Regions from separate parts of the Mus musculus genome. Here region 1 is linked to region 2. The links are chromatin loops, found by intact Hi-C in ENCODE. Cell type or tissue: left cerebral cortex. All regions are shown on one strand. Links, peaks and the distances in the headings refer to the core of each region. The heading gives the core; the rest is flanking DNA. Region 1 holds the start of Gm13561 (a long non-coding RNA gene). Region 2 overlaps Slc4a10 (solute carrier family 4, sodium bicarbonate cotransporter-like, member 10).

Region 1 (11,382 bases), core at 2,937-7,936, 150 kb before region 2:
TGTGATATACATTTTTGCAGGAGTGAATGTGTGTAAACTAAATTAATATTTTAGTAAGGTTGTATTCATTATTATAAAAGCTAATAATGTGGAATGACTGATCATGTACAATTGCAGAAGTATACATTTATTTGTGTAACTCAAAGAGAATATTTTACTCCATATATATAATAATGCCAATTGATTAGCAAAACAGAAAACAGTTATTAAAAGGGGTTAAAAACTACACTAGGCATAAAGTAACAACTTAAATATTAATCATGATAACTTTGTTTAAAACAGAAAGGAAATGTATATGCTAATTATCTTCTCGGGGAAATAAAATTCATGTTTTTAAGACTTTTCAGAATTCTCTACATTTTCTATAGTGATATATTGTGTTCATACTCAAGACTTCATGGAGATTGCAAAAAATGCTACTTTCTAAAAGAGACTCATTTATTGCTCAGATTGTCAGAATAATTGCTTACTAAATGAATGTTCTTCGTGATGCTCCAGACTAGGAAAGCTGCCGAGAGCAAGCGGAACTTTTTGAGGCCTTTCCTACACATGTTCCAGCCACTGCCCTGGGAAGAGAACCTGCTTGCAGGTCACAGTGTCAGGAGTCTCTGAAGGACTCTGTGTCTTACCCTTCAGCCTCTCCCTGGGAGAGCCTTCATCTTCCAGCAAGTGGCAAGTCAGAGGTTCTTAAAGTTTTTGAGGTCAGGGAACCTGTGCTCTCTTAAATACTGGCACCATATTTGTATGGGCAATATATGTTTATGCTTAGCATATTCTAAATGAAAACAAATTGATAACTGCTTGTTTACTTTAAGTTAGAATTCTCCCACTGTATAATTTTACGTGAAGAATACCTTTTATAAAACAGATAAAGTACAGAAAGACAATGGCCTGTGTATAGCACCTGGTGTCTCTGATTTCTTCTTGCCTGGGAAGAAGATGGATTTCTGCTTTTGCTTCTGCACCCAATCCCTGTGCTCATTCTACGCAGCTTCTGGACATCTCTATGACACCACAGGATAAGAAAGAGTAAATAGCAGCAAACGACGTCTTTGATGATGATTGATGATGATGATGATAATGATGACGACGACGACGATGAAAATACTGATCATCAGAAAGAAAAGCATTTCGGGAAACCCAGAGCTGCGTTCCCAGGTTTTCTTTTGAGATTAGTTTATGAAACTGGATTGTGGTCACTGAATTATAATCAGTACAAAGCCTTCCTTCCTCTGCTTCTTTTCTAATATATTTTGCTAAAACTGAAACATAATTTGGGGAGTACAGAGTGACTCTTCACATCCCATTCTCTGCCATCAATCTCGGGGACATGTTAGCTGGACATGTTAGAGGGGACTGAGATTGTTGACCTCATCCACGCCTCCATCCTGTCGCTGCCACGGTCTACTTGGTTTCTCCCTGTTACCGTTAAAGATGATTATGCTTCATGCTTTCTCATCCTCCTGTTCCCTAGCTTCTTGATGAGCCTGTGTCCCTGCAGCTGATGCCTTGCAATGCTTTCCGTTCCAAATCTTGAAAGAGGCAACTATAGATTTATAGATTGAGGATACAACACACACACACACACACACACACACACACACACACACCCTTGACCACTCATTTCCATGAATACATTCTTTGATTCTGACCCTAACTGCGATGCTCCGTGATCTCTGTGTTGTTTACTTTTCTGACGACATATGAATATTATTTCTTTAGCTCAATCCCTACATATCTACACTCACAATCTCTCTGTCCATCAGTCATCATCGATTAATGGAACCTCTAGGTTTCTCATTAGTTTCCCCTGCAGCCTCACCCCTCCTTCTATCCAGCTTTTATATTCAGCATCCTTGCTTTCTTTGAACTGTACACCTGATTGGTTTGAACACAGCATTCCGCTTACTCTGCACCTGCGCTGATAGAGATGAACATATCTAGAGGAAATCACTGATGATATCGACTCAGATGCAAGGCTGTGAATATGAAAAGGGGGACCAACACTGCCTAGCAATTGCATCAGATGTCCCTAGTTGTTAACTATTCCACTGTCATATGTGACTATTTCTTGCCTTCTTTTTTTTTAAATTCCAATACCTCATTCATAATGGATAGTTCTGCCTCCTCTGGGTAATTAACTGAAGTAATTACCCACCCACTTACTTGTGTGTGCAAGTGTTTCACTTCCCGTGAGTACTGTTGTTGAGCGGTCTATGTTCCCCGAGACCAGCCTCCATGGTGAGTCCCAGCCTATGTGTTCTGACCTACTTAAGCCATAACTGCAGACATGTTGCTTCCTTACCTCTACTCTTTCAGCCACAATCACTTGGCTTTATTTCTCTGATTTAGCAAATGAGCTGTCTTTACCTGTTTGACTTTAAGTAAGCTTTTGCGGCTGGCTCTAGTTTGAACCCGAGCTAATCAACACGTCTGTCCCCGTTTCGTCAGCAACTTCCAGATTGCCAAATCCAACGATCAATACTTAGGGCTTACCTTCCTTGAGATGTTGGCAGCATTTTCCAGAGTTGTTCTCTCTATCCTTAAAAAACCAGACTTCGCTTGGCTGCCAGAACAGAACACTTTGCTGTCCCGATTATCCTCTGTGACAGCTCCAAGAGAAGAGAGAGAGGCGTTGGCTGAACTGGGATTTTACAGGTTTCCGTAGTCACTAGGAAGTTAGGCCAGAGAGAAAAACGCTCCACAGAGAAGACCTGTGCTTGAAAGGAAATAGCTGGCCTTTGTGTGACCTAATAGGAAGACACTGTCCCTAGAAAATAATCCAGGGAGAAGATGGCTTTTACTCTCTCTGGCTCTGAAGATCAGAGACATAGGCAAGGGTTAAGGAAGGCAGAGACAATAATTAAGAATAAAGGCACAAGTAAGATTATTATTATACTAACACCACACATATATCTATTGTATGTGTTATAATTTTTAATTAGGTGCTGTCACATTTATTCACTTATTTGTTTACAGTATCCTGGTTTTTATCCCAATCGTGTGAATGAAGAAACTGAGATTCACCAAGTTAACACAGTTGCTTACGGCTATGTAGCTTTTTTTTTTTTTTAAACAGAGTCGAGGCTAGAACCCAGACCCAAGAGAACCATGAAGGATAACAGCGGCAGACAAGTCTCCAAACAGAAATCCATGGCAACAGAATGAGAAGCACCACATGATTTGGTTCAAAAAATCAAGAGCTTAGAGCTTGGGACTGAGTTTCAGACACAAGCAAGCAGAGGGCTGGCCGGTAAGTCAGGCTCAAGGGGCACAGTGCGTGTATGGCGAAACTCAAGAAGCAAACGAGGTAAATTGAGCACACGTGGAAGGAGACCATACATTATGGAAAATGCTTCTCTGTCCTTTTACTTCTGGAGCTAAAAGTACTCCACACTCCCTGGATTAGATGTTAAGGCAGTCAACCCCATCTGTGTGGGAGTTACTTGACTGAGGTACAGTGGCGGCGAGAGAAGCTGGGGTTTCTGTCAATCAACCCACAGATTAACTGAAGCTCCAGTCTCTGTGGGAGATTTGGCATTCCCTCCTAGAGTTGCTCGTCCCATGTAGGAAAGAGGCAAATGCTGAACTTAGCGTGATGGGCATGGGTGGATGAGTGGGAGATGAGATGGGATTCCATCTGAAGGATTTAAAATAGTTCCTGGAAGTGCAGAATTCCTTAGAAGCCGAATAAAAGACTCCACATTTTGGGTTTTGTCCCCACTTGCTGTTTGTGATTCCTTGTTGGGTCTCAAATGCTTTAAGGTTCAGGAATGACAGGTGTTGAACAAGTATGCCCAGGGACAAAGGTGTATGCACTACTGTTCCCTGTCTGCATACCCTCAGTGGGGTTGGCACTTCGTTGTTGGTGACTAAGCATTTGAGCACATCCCCGGTCTTTACTTGAGTGTCTGAGACTATAGCATCCTCCAGTCCCTTCGGTAAGGAGACTTAAATGCTTGCACAGTTAGAAACCAGAACAACTCTTTCTCCAGACTTCTCCTGCCCTTTGACGATTCTCTCACTGTGGTCACTCACTCTCTCTATCCTGTGACTTCCTCTGCCCTGACTTCCAGAAGCTACCTTGAAGCTTATTGGTCAGTTTCTGAGTTAAAGCCAAATGTAGGAGTATCTAGGATTACCTTTAGTATTCTGGGCCTGGCAAGTGTTTAGATATGAGTCTGTCCTTCGGGGAGCTTCCATGAGTATCCTGTGGGGTCTCTGCTGGACCTGTGGTCCCAGATAGACCTGACTATGGAAGATTAAGGACAGGAAGCTGACCACAGTGGATTGTGTAGACATATCCCCATTTTAGACTTCATGATTTGCTAAAATGTTTTCTTTACCCTTTGAAGGCCTCACCTTCATGATTTAATTATGTCTTACAGGTCCTCCTTCCACTTGGAGCGTATCACAGTTCTGGCCGAGCAGACAGGCTGGACATCCCTTTTTAGGGGTCACCTGTGACTCTCTCTGTAGCTCTCGATCATTCAGCATCAATTTTAGCTCCTGGATTCTGATTCCTTCTCTCTAGGATACTATGAGCCAAATGCTCCCTCGAGGGCCCTGGCCATTGTTGGAAATCTCTCTCTCTCTGCCCTTTGAATTCTGGAGCTAGACGTGCTCCAGCCTGTCTGGATTTGATGTGTAATGTGCTCATCCCCATCTGAGTTGCGGAAACAGCTCCTTTGCCCCCTCCTTTCTTCTCTCCTGGTAGATTGCCTTGGACTCTTAAGATTGAACCATTCCTCTGAGGTTGCCCTAGCCTGTTAGAAGGGGCCCCTCCCTCTGAGAGACTTCAGGGGTGTCCAGTTTGGTCTTGGAGAAAACTATCACTAACTGTCATGTTAAAGTCTGCCAAATGGATTTGGTGGGCCATTCCCCTTCCCCACTGAGTTCCCTGCCTTGCTTGGTTTGTGGATACATTTATTTAAAAAAAAATAAAGATACTAATATCCCTAGTGATTGCAAACATAATAGTATAAAACAGTGAATTCAAAATAAAGTAATAAATGATATATTTTAGTAAAATAAGATCTTTTCCTAAAAAATTAAAGATACCACTTTATAGTTCACAGTTTTAAGGGTTGAACCTAAGGCTTCATTCAAGGCCAGGGTTCTGCCCCTGTGCCACATCCCTTCTGCAGAATTTCTTCAGTCTGCTGTCTTCATCCTCTTTAAAACATGTAGGCCCTGATCTTCTGAGCCTCCCACCTATGAGAACTGTGATTCAAGACCCTCTAAGAGGGTTCCCAGAGGTGTCTTGTTGCTAAGCTTTGGGTAAACTAGAGTGAGAGAAACATTCTTCCTAACAATGCCCTCTCGATGCCTGTCTCCATATCATCATTTCCCATCTTGAAAATAGTTGTATCCACTCAAGTGGCAGAGAGAAAGTTGTGTATGGTGCGATCTAGCTATGCGATACTGCATCGGTTCTATCTTCGTGTCTCAGTCTCTAGCTTTAATTTTAAAACTCTATTACACAAGAAACAAAATAAAAACTAACCCAGTAGGTGGCACCTGCAGAAATACATACAGAGCATGTGTGGCAGATTGTATTTTCCAAAAATGGCCATAGCAATATTTATGTTCCCACATATTCTCCCAGAGCCTTGACATCCTTCCATCAAGCAGCGCAATCTATTCTCTTCCCTCTGAATATGGAACACCCCGAGCACACACTTCTAACAAATTTCAGTGTACTATAAGTGATGTTGCCCGACTTCCTAGATATGGTTAAAAAGAAGAAAAAGTCAACATAGCTTCTGGGTACTTTTCTTCTTCCATTCCCCTTCCCCATTCCTCCCTCTCTTTCTTGTTATATAATTTGTGGGACCCAGTGCAATCTGAAAATAAGCTTATTCATAATTAAGATCTCTAAGCCAAAGACCAGCTCAGAGTCATCACACACACACACACACACACACAAACACACACACACTCACTCACACATGGAACCTATGTACCTGTGTCACAGGTCACAAAGCTCATTCCTTCTTTATCTTCTGACCTTGGGAACTCAGAGCTAGGGATTCCAGTTGCTAACTGTCTGCCAGTGAAGGTTGTTGTGATACAACCTCCTAAACTAGAGCAGCTTGAACAGCATACATTTATTTCTACAGTTCTGGCACTAATGGCTTGTACCAGAGTACCCCTTGGGTCAGGTTCCACTGAGCACCCTATTTTTGTTTTACATACAGCCATCTTCTTGCCCTGTTTTGTTGTAGAAAGCAAGGGTACATGGCTGCTTTTTATAAGAGCATTTAATCTTTTCATTCACTCTGCCCATATTTTCCAATTCTCCCCTATATCCCCATTTGCACATGCCTTGATTTTGAGATTGGATTTGACTTGGGGGACATGAACATTTAGTCCAAAGAACACCCCTTGAATTACCCCTTAAGCACCAGCTTTAATTACCATTCATGTAAGTGGGCAAGCATGTAGATGATTCTAGACTCTGACCATCCACCTTTCTAAATGAAACCCAGACTTCACCAAACAAACAAACAACAACAAAAACAACACCCCCACATCTTCACTATGCCCTGTCCAGAGAATCTATGAACAAACTTTTTTTGGTGTTTGGCTGTTGTTGTTTGTGTTCGTTTTTTCTTCCTGGCACTATGTTTTGGAGTTGATACCCAGCCACAGAAACTAAAATAACATGACTGTAGCTATTACAACCCAGTCATTCACATTCTCTCTCTCTCTCTCTCTCTCTCTCTCTCTCTCTCTCTCTCTCTCTCTCTCACGCACACACACACACACACACACACACACACACGGGAGAACATCTTCTACATCTCTTGCAATAACACCTGTACCCTTCACAGGGTTGACAAAAAAAGCCTATGTCTCTACACTACCACCATCACAACCCACTAGCAAGAGAGTCCAATGGCCTTCCTGTACCACTGCTTCCTGGCCATCCAATGAGGCACGTACCAGCATCAAATCTCAAGTAGCATCCATACATTTTGGCCCTCAAGATCTGGGCAATAAGAGCTGTTACTTATTTCACATTCACCAATGAGAATGGTCCCCAATTCAGATTCAGGGTTACTCTTCCAAGAATCACATCTATTAAAGTCCCCAGGAGAGTAGAGGCAGAACTTATGTTGTCTTTTATATTGGGGTTTCTATGAAACAGGAGCCTGAGACCAAAACCTCCAACTGATGCAACCCTACATTTTCATTATCAGCGCGTCATGGCCCGTTCTGTAATCACACACAATCCCTCCGACTTAACAGCTGCTGCAAACCCGTGACTGTCCCTTCTGCCTGCTTATTCGAGTGTCTTTGGGAGCAGCATCTCTTGGAATTTAAAATGTCCAACCCAATGTAATTTAATATGCCACAGCATTCTAGAAAAGAAGTATAAAAATAAAAACTCTAACTAGAAGGTTAGGCTTTTTTTGTTGGGCTTTACAAATTTTGAAACCATGACCACTGAAGCTCATCCGTTATACAAAATGATATGATGAGTTATTTTGAACATGTAGGAATGTTCTCACACTAAACAGTCTTCTTACCATAGCGAATTTATTCCTTGCAGAACTTGTTGAATTATCTCCTCAGCTTTTGTTAGTCCTCTACTTCAGCTGTTCTAACTGAAGTCATCGTCCCCCTGAATTCACTTTCGGTTCTATATTAACATGGGAACCACCTCAGAGTCATGCAAACATTAGCTTACACTGTGCATACTATCTAAGAACATAAATAGTCCCCTTTATTTCTTTTTGTTATCCAGCTGTCAAATAAACGTTCAATTCTCATAAACTTGTTTTCTATATTAAGCCACCTAGTGACTATATGAGAAACATAAACCATTATAAAAATGAAAATGAAAAATGGAAATAAAACCTCTATGTATTCCCCAAAGGAATCATGTCAAATAAGGCTTTCCTTTTTTTTTTTCCTTTTTTTTTTCTTTTTTCTTTTTTTTTTTTTTTTTAGTTCACAAGTGTTTTTTTTCCACCACTTTTGTTTTCCTGAACCATGTCTAAACTAAACCAAGTATGGTCATAAAGAAAGGATATTAAAATACATTTCTGGTTCCCTAAGGGACCATTCTTACTGCTAAGATGTTACAATGTAGGAATAAAAATGAGTTACACAGAAATATAAATTCCTGACCAGAAAACCCCAAACCAGGGTTTAAGAAACTATAGGAAGATGATCTGCCTACTTAGTGAATATTCTAAGATATTGGCCTCCCAAAGCTAGATAAGTAGAAAGTTTTAAAATATTTTTGGAATATTTTGACAATCTTCAGCTCCATGTAATCGCCCAGTTATGTTTGCAAAATAAAACGCATGACTTATCAACTCTTTTTTTTTTTCTTTTCAACAACTTGCAAGATGAGCAACACTATAGCCATTACTCGGGAGAAGTCCTGACGTTATACCACTGTTCCAGGGTTCTTCTGATATTCCACAACCGCCCATTTGTGACTTAATCAAAGGGAAGCTTGTGGTAAATGTACATTAAAGTGAGCAATGAGCAGGCTAGAAGACAGGTATTCAAGCACTGTATAATCACAATAAGTGGTATGTATCATAGAAGCACACTGGCACAGAGAGAGAGAGAGAGAGAGAGAGAGAGAGAGAGAGAGAGAGAGAGAGAGACTCCCTAGATCCTTAGTACAGCTGATACATAATATTTTTAAATTAAAAATCAGCTAATCAAACTACAGAAATCCTTTTTGCCCAAGCTAACATTTCTCAAGCCATGCCCACAAGGAGTTAATATGTGTGGCAATAGCAATATGGACGACAGACTACCCCAGACTATAAACCATAGCTCTGAGGTCTGACCTAGTACTTCTGTCAATATCATTTTTTTATATTAGACTATTATTGCACCAGTGAATCTGTTGTGTTTGACACTCCAGAAGTAGGCTATCACAAGACTACCAAGGTGGCTGGTAGGTCAATATTGTGCCTGTAGGCTCAGGACAAGACTAAAAGAGATAACAACTATCAGATACCAAATCACAGCATGAACCTCCCCCCTCCTACTTCCCCTCCCCCTCTGTTTCCTCCTCTTCCTCCCCTCCCCTTCCCTTTCTCCTCCCCCTTACCCTCCCCTTCCCTCTGCTGGATGGATACCTAGGCGGCTTTCCTTAATTGTTTTAGGGGAAGAAAAAGACATTCTTTAAATGGACCTAGTGGGTGTATTAGCAAAACATTCCATTTCAAAACAATCCAGAAGTGATAATAAGATGGGCCACTCCACACTTAAGAAACCAACACCCACATAAAGGGCCTTTCAAGTTGTACAAGACAAAATCAACTCTGCACCAAGGTGAGCCAAATAGCACGCGCTGTGGAAAGTCTCCCAGCACCCACAGTCTCTGGGAGAACAAAGGGATACCAGTGGGATGCCTGTTTAAAGTGGATAATCTGAGCAGAAAAATGGTGAAAGCTAGAATCAAAAATTAGAACTACGTTAGTTAAAAAAATAAATAAATAATGCAAGAAGGAGGCTGTCCAGGAATCTCCCATGGTGCACAGCAAGCAACCAGGCCTGATAGCTACCTTGAGAAGACTGCCATCCTTTGTGGATTAGATATTTGGCAGCAACCTACATAGAGCCACCGTATTCAGTGTGTTTCATGTCTTTTTCTATAGAAGTGTCCAACTGATGCTTGTACTGTCTATTCAAATTGTCCTCAATAGAAGGGTCATGAGAATGCATTGTAGGAGTCCCCAGCATATTTATGCTTGCCATTCTTCTAAAGATCTTATTTGTTCAGGATTGAAGAGTGCCCTCTTTAACATGACAGGGTCAGTCTTGTGCCTGCTCTAATCTAAAGGGATTCTGATATCAAATAGTATAGAGTATACCTACTCTAAACCCATGGCTCTCAACCTGTAGGTTGCCACCTCTAGGGGTGGCAAATCAGATATTCTGGATAATATTTCATAACATTAGCAAAATTACAGTTATAAAATGGCAATAATTTTATGGCTGAAGGGGTCACCAAAACATGAGGGACTGTGTTAAAGGGTCACAGCATTGACCACTGCACTAGATGGTTATGCACACAGAACACTGCACAGCTATGTGAACACTGGGGGTCCTGTAGGAAGGAATCTGAAAGAAAAAAATAGCAGATAAGACTTGCTGTGTCTTTGTCCCAATCTGGCCTTGCACATTGGTCACTGGCTGTCTTGTCAGAGCCGGGGAACCCTTGATTCTGAAGTACCAAAACAATGATGCCTGAAGGTCCCCACAGCTTCTGACTCAGGAACTGCTGTACCTCTGCAAAAGTTCCAATTCCCCTTCTATATCGTTCAGGAAGGTGACTATCCTTTCTCTGGTTCTCCTGAGTCCATACATGGTGCCTTTTTTTTACTTTGGTTACAAAGGAAAGAAAGGGAGGGGGAAAAGCCAGGGACAAAGAAGTGCCCCTACTTGTGAGCTGCGAAGTTTTTTTCCTTGGAAAGAATACAAAGTGCAGGAAAGTGGCCTATTCCTCCTCTGTCTCTGTTGTTCCTTTTCTGCTTTGTCTTTTACTCCTTTCCTAAAAATCATCTTTTGGCTACAGGAGAGTGGAGAATGGACTAAGGCAAACAATGTTTCGAGGAGAAAAAAGAAAGACAAATCATGGTTGCTGGAGATATTAGAGCCATGGAAACGGAACCAAACACAAAAGTCACATCAGAGATCAACCTAGATGTCCATGAATGGATGGATGAGGAAGAAGATATGGATATATGCACAATGAAGTTTTGCTCAGCCATGAAGAGCAGAACTGTGTTTGCAAGACAGTGGATGAAGAGGGAGGTGATGTTAAATGAAATGAATGAATCTCACAGAGACAAGAGTGCCTTTCTATGGTTTGAATGTGAAATGGCCATAAGCTCACATTCGGAAACACTCAATCTCCAGATGTTGATGCTATTTGTGGAAGCTTTAAGAAATAGAGCCTCTCTTCCTGGAAGAAATGGGACACTGGAGGCAGACCTTGACGCTTTAGAGCCAGCCTCACTTCCTGTTCCGGTTTAACCAGCCTGTCTCCAGTATGGTTACTCTTCTTTCCATGCCCACTGCCTTGTCTTCCCCATGGAGATGGATTGTAAGCCCAAATAAGCCCTCTCTCCCTCCGATGCTTTTGTCTGTACTGTATCAGAGTGTAGTGGCTATTCCTGGTTGTCAACTTGACTATATCTGGAATGAACTGCAATCCAGAATTGGAAGGCTCACCAGTGACCCTAATCTGGAGGCTGGGAGATACAAGTTTCTGACCTGGATCTTGGTATGGAGACCTTGAGGCATAGTGGCTATGGATTCCAGAAGTTTAAGATAGGGAGATCTCTGAGTTCATGGTAATCTGGGATTAAAGGTGTGGTAGCACACACCTTTCATCTGGGC
Region 2 (5,000 bases), core at 1-5,000:
TATTTGGTAGTCACCATTTAATGAAAAAAATGCAAAAATTTAGTTTTGCAAGGGGCTACTATTGTTCTTCTCTCTTGGATAGAGTACCGATTTTTTTCTGACTTACTTCTTTCTCAGCATCTTCAAGTTTCTTCTTTTTACTCTCAGGCATTAAATCATCAAGCCAGCTGAGTTCCCGTTTGGTAAACAAGAAGTCCATCAACTTTCTCACAAACACTAGTGCCAACACCTGAAGAAAAAAGTCAAGCAGTTTAAACACAAAACAACAAAAAACAAAGAAAGACGATATAGATACAGACGAGTCTTATTAGAGCTGATAGAAAACTAAGAATTGAAAATGTGTGTGTATAAAGCACAGCCTGATCTTTCATTCCCTTCTTCTCAAAGCACTAGAGTGAAATGTAATATTTTATTCAGTGTTGAAAACATTTGAAAGAAACTTTTTAAGCTATAAAATATATTTAATTATGTGTCCCTAAATACATAATAAACCATAAGTGAATATTAGAAGATTCTTATGCTAATAGTTTTTGAATTATGTATAGTCATTCAAATCACTATACTTTTTAATATTTTTGAAATTTGTTTAAAACTTTCAATTAAATTTCATTTTAAAAATTCCCCTGAGTTTTAGTATATATCAAGCTAATTTTTTAAATTTACACTTTCCATCCTACTTTCAATTAGCTACTGCATTATGGATGGCCAAAATACAACAACAACAGCAACAAACAACCTTAGATGATACCAGAGATAAGAAAATACTTATTTTAGTGCCCAAGTTTATACTAGCTTTTCTAGTAACTGGTCAAAGTGAATCTAGGCCTCTCTACTTTTGCAGTTTTAGTTCATGTGCGTCCCCAAAATTAGCGACAGAGAAAAACAGTTGAGGAATATTTCATACCATCATAGGAAAGACAATAGCAGCTCTCGAAACTTTGATTATCCACAGAAGGCCGAGACAACTCATCTGAATGACTGTGAAGAGATGGACTTTCCGGAGGGGCACGTGCCTTAGATAGATGAAATCTGGTTGATGTTTGGCTGGCATCCAGAAGAGCTTTATTCTATCAAATAACTAAAAGATTAAACAGACGGTAGATTGCATCTGAGAACAAGACAACAGTAACTGTAGGCCAATTAGATACTTAGTATTTTCCAAAATATTAGGCTCAAATGACATAGTTGTGGAAATTGCAAGATAGTTTGAATTACTACTTATTGAATATTATGTTATTCTTTCCTTAATATTACAACAGCGTGTCATTTGAAAGGGAAAGACAATGCTACATTTTGCTACCTTGAGAACCAACACCCTGACAGGCAAAACAAAATCACTGTCTTTCTGCTTATACCATCATAATCTTTCTCTTTTTCCCCAAATATTAACCTTCTGGCCTCCCATGTTTGGTGTACTTCCTGTCCTAGAGAGGGCTTTAGCTTTCATGTGCTAAATACTCCCAGACTTGCTCTCTGCCTTGACCTCCTCCAAACTCCACACAAACCCTGCAGCCTGGTACTGTGACTGAAATTCCTCACTGAGTCCTGCTGTTTTGACTTTGCCACTTTGATTCCCAACAAAAGATTTGACGCTGTTTTTAGAAACATACATATCATTATCATAAACATTTGGCCTACCTTTATTTTTGTTACCAATGTGCTTTATTATATTTTGTTGAAGTTATTTTACTTGGGGGCTGGGGAGATAGTTTACTAAGCAAAGTTCTTAGTTCAAGTCTGAGGGTCTGATTTTAGAATTCCAGCACCCATATAAAAGATGGTCACAGTCTGTCTGGCAAATCTGTGAGCTCTGGGTTCACTAAGAGATCTTGTCTCAGAAAACAAGTCAGCAAGTGACTGGGGAGGATGCCCAAATGCTGATGTATGGTCTCCTCATGCACACACACACACATATGCATGCGAACCTGTGCATACATAGGCATATGCACCTGTACCCATACCTGCACAAATGCATACATATAACACATATCAATGCAGCTACATACATGAACACAAACTTTCTTATTTGGACCAATTTAATATATAGATGGATCCAATGTGAACAATGTATTATCTCTATTTCAATTTTGTCATAGTGGTAGATAAAATAACTATACTTATTTTATAAACTGCATTTCCATAAATTTTTACTCCAATTTATTTTATTGGATAACTAATTTTACTATGCAATAGTTTTATTTTGTGTGAATCACTTGTTTAGTCTTTAGGCAAATTTTGTTGTTTATAATACTTTCAATAAGAAGTGATTATTTAGAAAACAATGGTTTTGATCACTGTCAGTCACTATTCTGTATCTTAAAGTTCCTTATGATAAAATAATATATGCTCTTTAAAAGAAGGTTGGTAAATAAAATATTCCTTAGCCACCATAAGAAAAATGTCAGTTACTATCATCAAATATTTCAGAATTTACTATGCAGATAAACAAGTGTCCTATGTCAGGGTTAGAGCATCCTGATTTGTAAAAACCCAGTTTTATATGGGATAAGTATCATAGGACATGAAACAACACAAATCTATCTGCTCACTTGTGCTCTGTCTTGTGTGTGGTAAACCACTCTTTAGTTATCTAAATTATAATCCTATGTGCATTACTTCATCTATTAATATTCATTCATAACTTCCCAAAGTTATTTGCTGAAACACATGACAGCACTAACTTCAATCCTCATTCTTAGCTTACGTGTGTGTGTGTGTGTGTGTGTGTGTGTGTGGTGTGTGTGCTGGCCTTTTCTACTTTATAACTATCTCTAAATTTTAGGAACCATTAAATAGATACAACTTGTGCACAGGGGAAGTAAGAATAGAAAGAAATAAAATCCTTTAGCTTACAACTGAATGTTCCTATAGAATCCCCCAGCTAGCCTTCTGGGTAGGGAGTTGCGTGTTGCATAAGTGTGCTGCAGCGAGTGGGTGCTTCAATTGTTATTGTTTAAGTGGCACATTTGCTTCACTTTGGATCCCTGAAATGTTGGAATGAATATAGATGTGGTTATATATTTGAATACAGAAACAGCATTCATGAGAACATTGTGATCTGTTTTTTCTGCCATATTTCACAGTGAGAAGCCTACATAGTAAGTTTCTATATAGTGTCAAAAAGCCAGGTGCCATGAAGATTCCTCCAATTTGCTTGATAACAAAGTAGCATGCTCCTTGAAATATCTATCATAGATGACTAATGTGCTTGCTTTGTTTATCATTACTACAGGAATAACAATTGTGATAAATATATTCTAAGATTTGTATTTGGCTTTCATCGTGTCCAAATAGCAGCATGCAATATCTTCCCATTCTGTTAGCTTCAGTTCCCAATAGGAATTTCAACTGTTCACTTAAATTTACCAGTTCTGTTTCCCAGTGTGAGACTTGTCAAAGTGTGCCTTGGCTTTCTAGTTCGTTATTGGGATTTAATACTCATTAAACTTGACTGGAGGACTTAGATGCTCTCACAAGTCCATTTGAAAGGATCACATTCCAAATAATTCTAAAACTTGACATTTTTGTTTAATTCCAAACTATGTGGGTAAAAATATCATTTGAGTAGAATTAGAAGAAAGTCTGCCTGATTCTACCCACAATTACTTCATTTTGTTTTTAAAATTCCTGCTGTTATATTTATGTGAGCCTGAGGCCTAATAATAAATGCTTTCTACTTACAGATGAAATCACTACTCATTGAAACTTTTGCCAAAGGCAAAAAAACAAAACAAAAAAATCCCCAGAAAAACAAATAAATGAAAACCTTTACTAAACTAATTCTCTTGGAAGACATTTTATACATGATACTTTATGAGCACATTAAATCCTATTTGAGTAAAATTTCAAAACACAACAGTTGTCTATTTTCCCCTCCCCTCTTAGAGGCATAGAGTCCCTACACTTTGTATACTTCAGTGTCTCCAACAGCCTCGTGTTGACATTTTGCCTCAGGTCTAACAGCCAACGCTATCCTTAGGTCAGGACGCTGCTCCTCTCCAAGTCAAAAGGCAGGTGGTCAGTTTCCTCTGACAGAGACATGGTGTTTCTTATTTCTCTGCCAGGATCGAACTCCTCTCTGTTCTGATCAGCATTTAGAGTAGCCATGCCATAGTAAATGCTATACTTCCTATTATTTTTAGTTTAAAAAGATCTGTACAATAATTAAGCCTCAACATAGCCTGTTCGGATGAGAATGAAGTGTTTTGGCTGAAGGTTATTGTTATAAACCAAGCTAATTCAAAGGTACATTTACGTAGAAATCTGTATTCATTTCTGAAGGTTGTAGAACAAATTACCACAGCATGTTGGTTTAATGCAATAAAAAATGTATTGTCCAGTTGCAGAGGCCAGATGTCCAAAATCAAGATTTTGGCAGGACTATCATCCCTCTGGTCAAGGAGAGAACATTTTTTCTTTTTTTATTTCTTCCAGCTCTTGACAGCTTCCTATATTCTTACACTGTGGCAGTGAAAAATCTAATCTCTACCTCCATGCTAACAGGCCCCTGTCACCTATGTCTGTGTCCTGTCAGATACGATTTGATTCTTAAATGCGTTCCTAGTAGGCTCATGTTCAGATCTCCAGTGGTGGTACTGCTTTGGGAAGTTATGAAACCGTTAGTAAGTTTTGGGGCATATCAAAAGGATTCTGGGGGCCGCCGGGCCTTTAAAAGTTATATTCAGCCAATAGTTAAGCACCACGCTCTCTGATTTCTGATTCGCTGCCTTGTGATCAACCATTACCACATATTCCAACTGGTGGGACAGAGCTACTCTACCAGAGTTTCCCTGCTGTGATGGCCTGAAATCTGAAACCATGAGTCAAAATAAATCTTTCCTCTCTCAAGTTTTCATGTATTTCAGCTATAGAAATACAATAAACCCTCTTGGTTCATAAAGTCTCTCGTCATTAATTTGGTGGGACATGACTTTGAGGGACTGCTCTCTGGTCAAACTGTAACAGCATCCTAAAGGAAATCAGCAGAAACAATATGCCAA

Evidence for each region. Peaks named below come from ENCODE experiments on the same cell type or tissue, not always from the same donor. Only the 100,000 strongest peaks of a DNase experiment are listed, where the experiment ranks them.
Region 1: it touches region 2 in a loop (4-fold over the local background); 2 of 42 quality-filtered maps call a loop at or near these places.

What each region holds. Positions count from the first base shown.
Region 1 is chr2:62,446,367-62,457,748 of GRCm38, reverse strand. It overlaps Gm13561 (a long non-coding RNA gene), which reads right to left and starts at 2,632. Exons shown (of 4, transcript XR_001783319.2): 1 at 2,497-2,632. In left cerebral cortex, for the core only: a CTCF peak has its summit at 5,501 (motif pointing right); DNase peaks (open chromatin) are centred at 3,542, 5,564 and 7,441; H3K27ac peaks cover 1,901 bases.
Region 2 is chr2:62,299,882-62,304,881 of GRCm38, reverse strand. It overlaps Slc4a10 (solute carrier family 4, sodium bicarbonate cotransporter-like, member 10), which reads right to left. Exons shown (of 26, transcript NM_033552.3): 21 at 905-1,078; 22 at 107-229. Among named protein-coding and RNA genes, the nearest start is that of Dpp4, 110 kb to the left of the region's middle. In left cerebral cortex, for the core only: no CTCF peak of the experiment used is centred there; a DNase peak (open chromatin) is centred at 2,955; H3K27ac peaks cover 1,802 bases.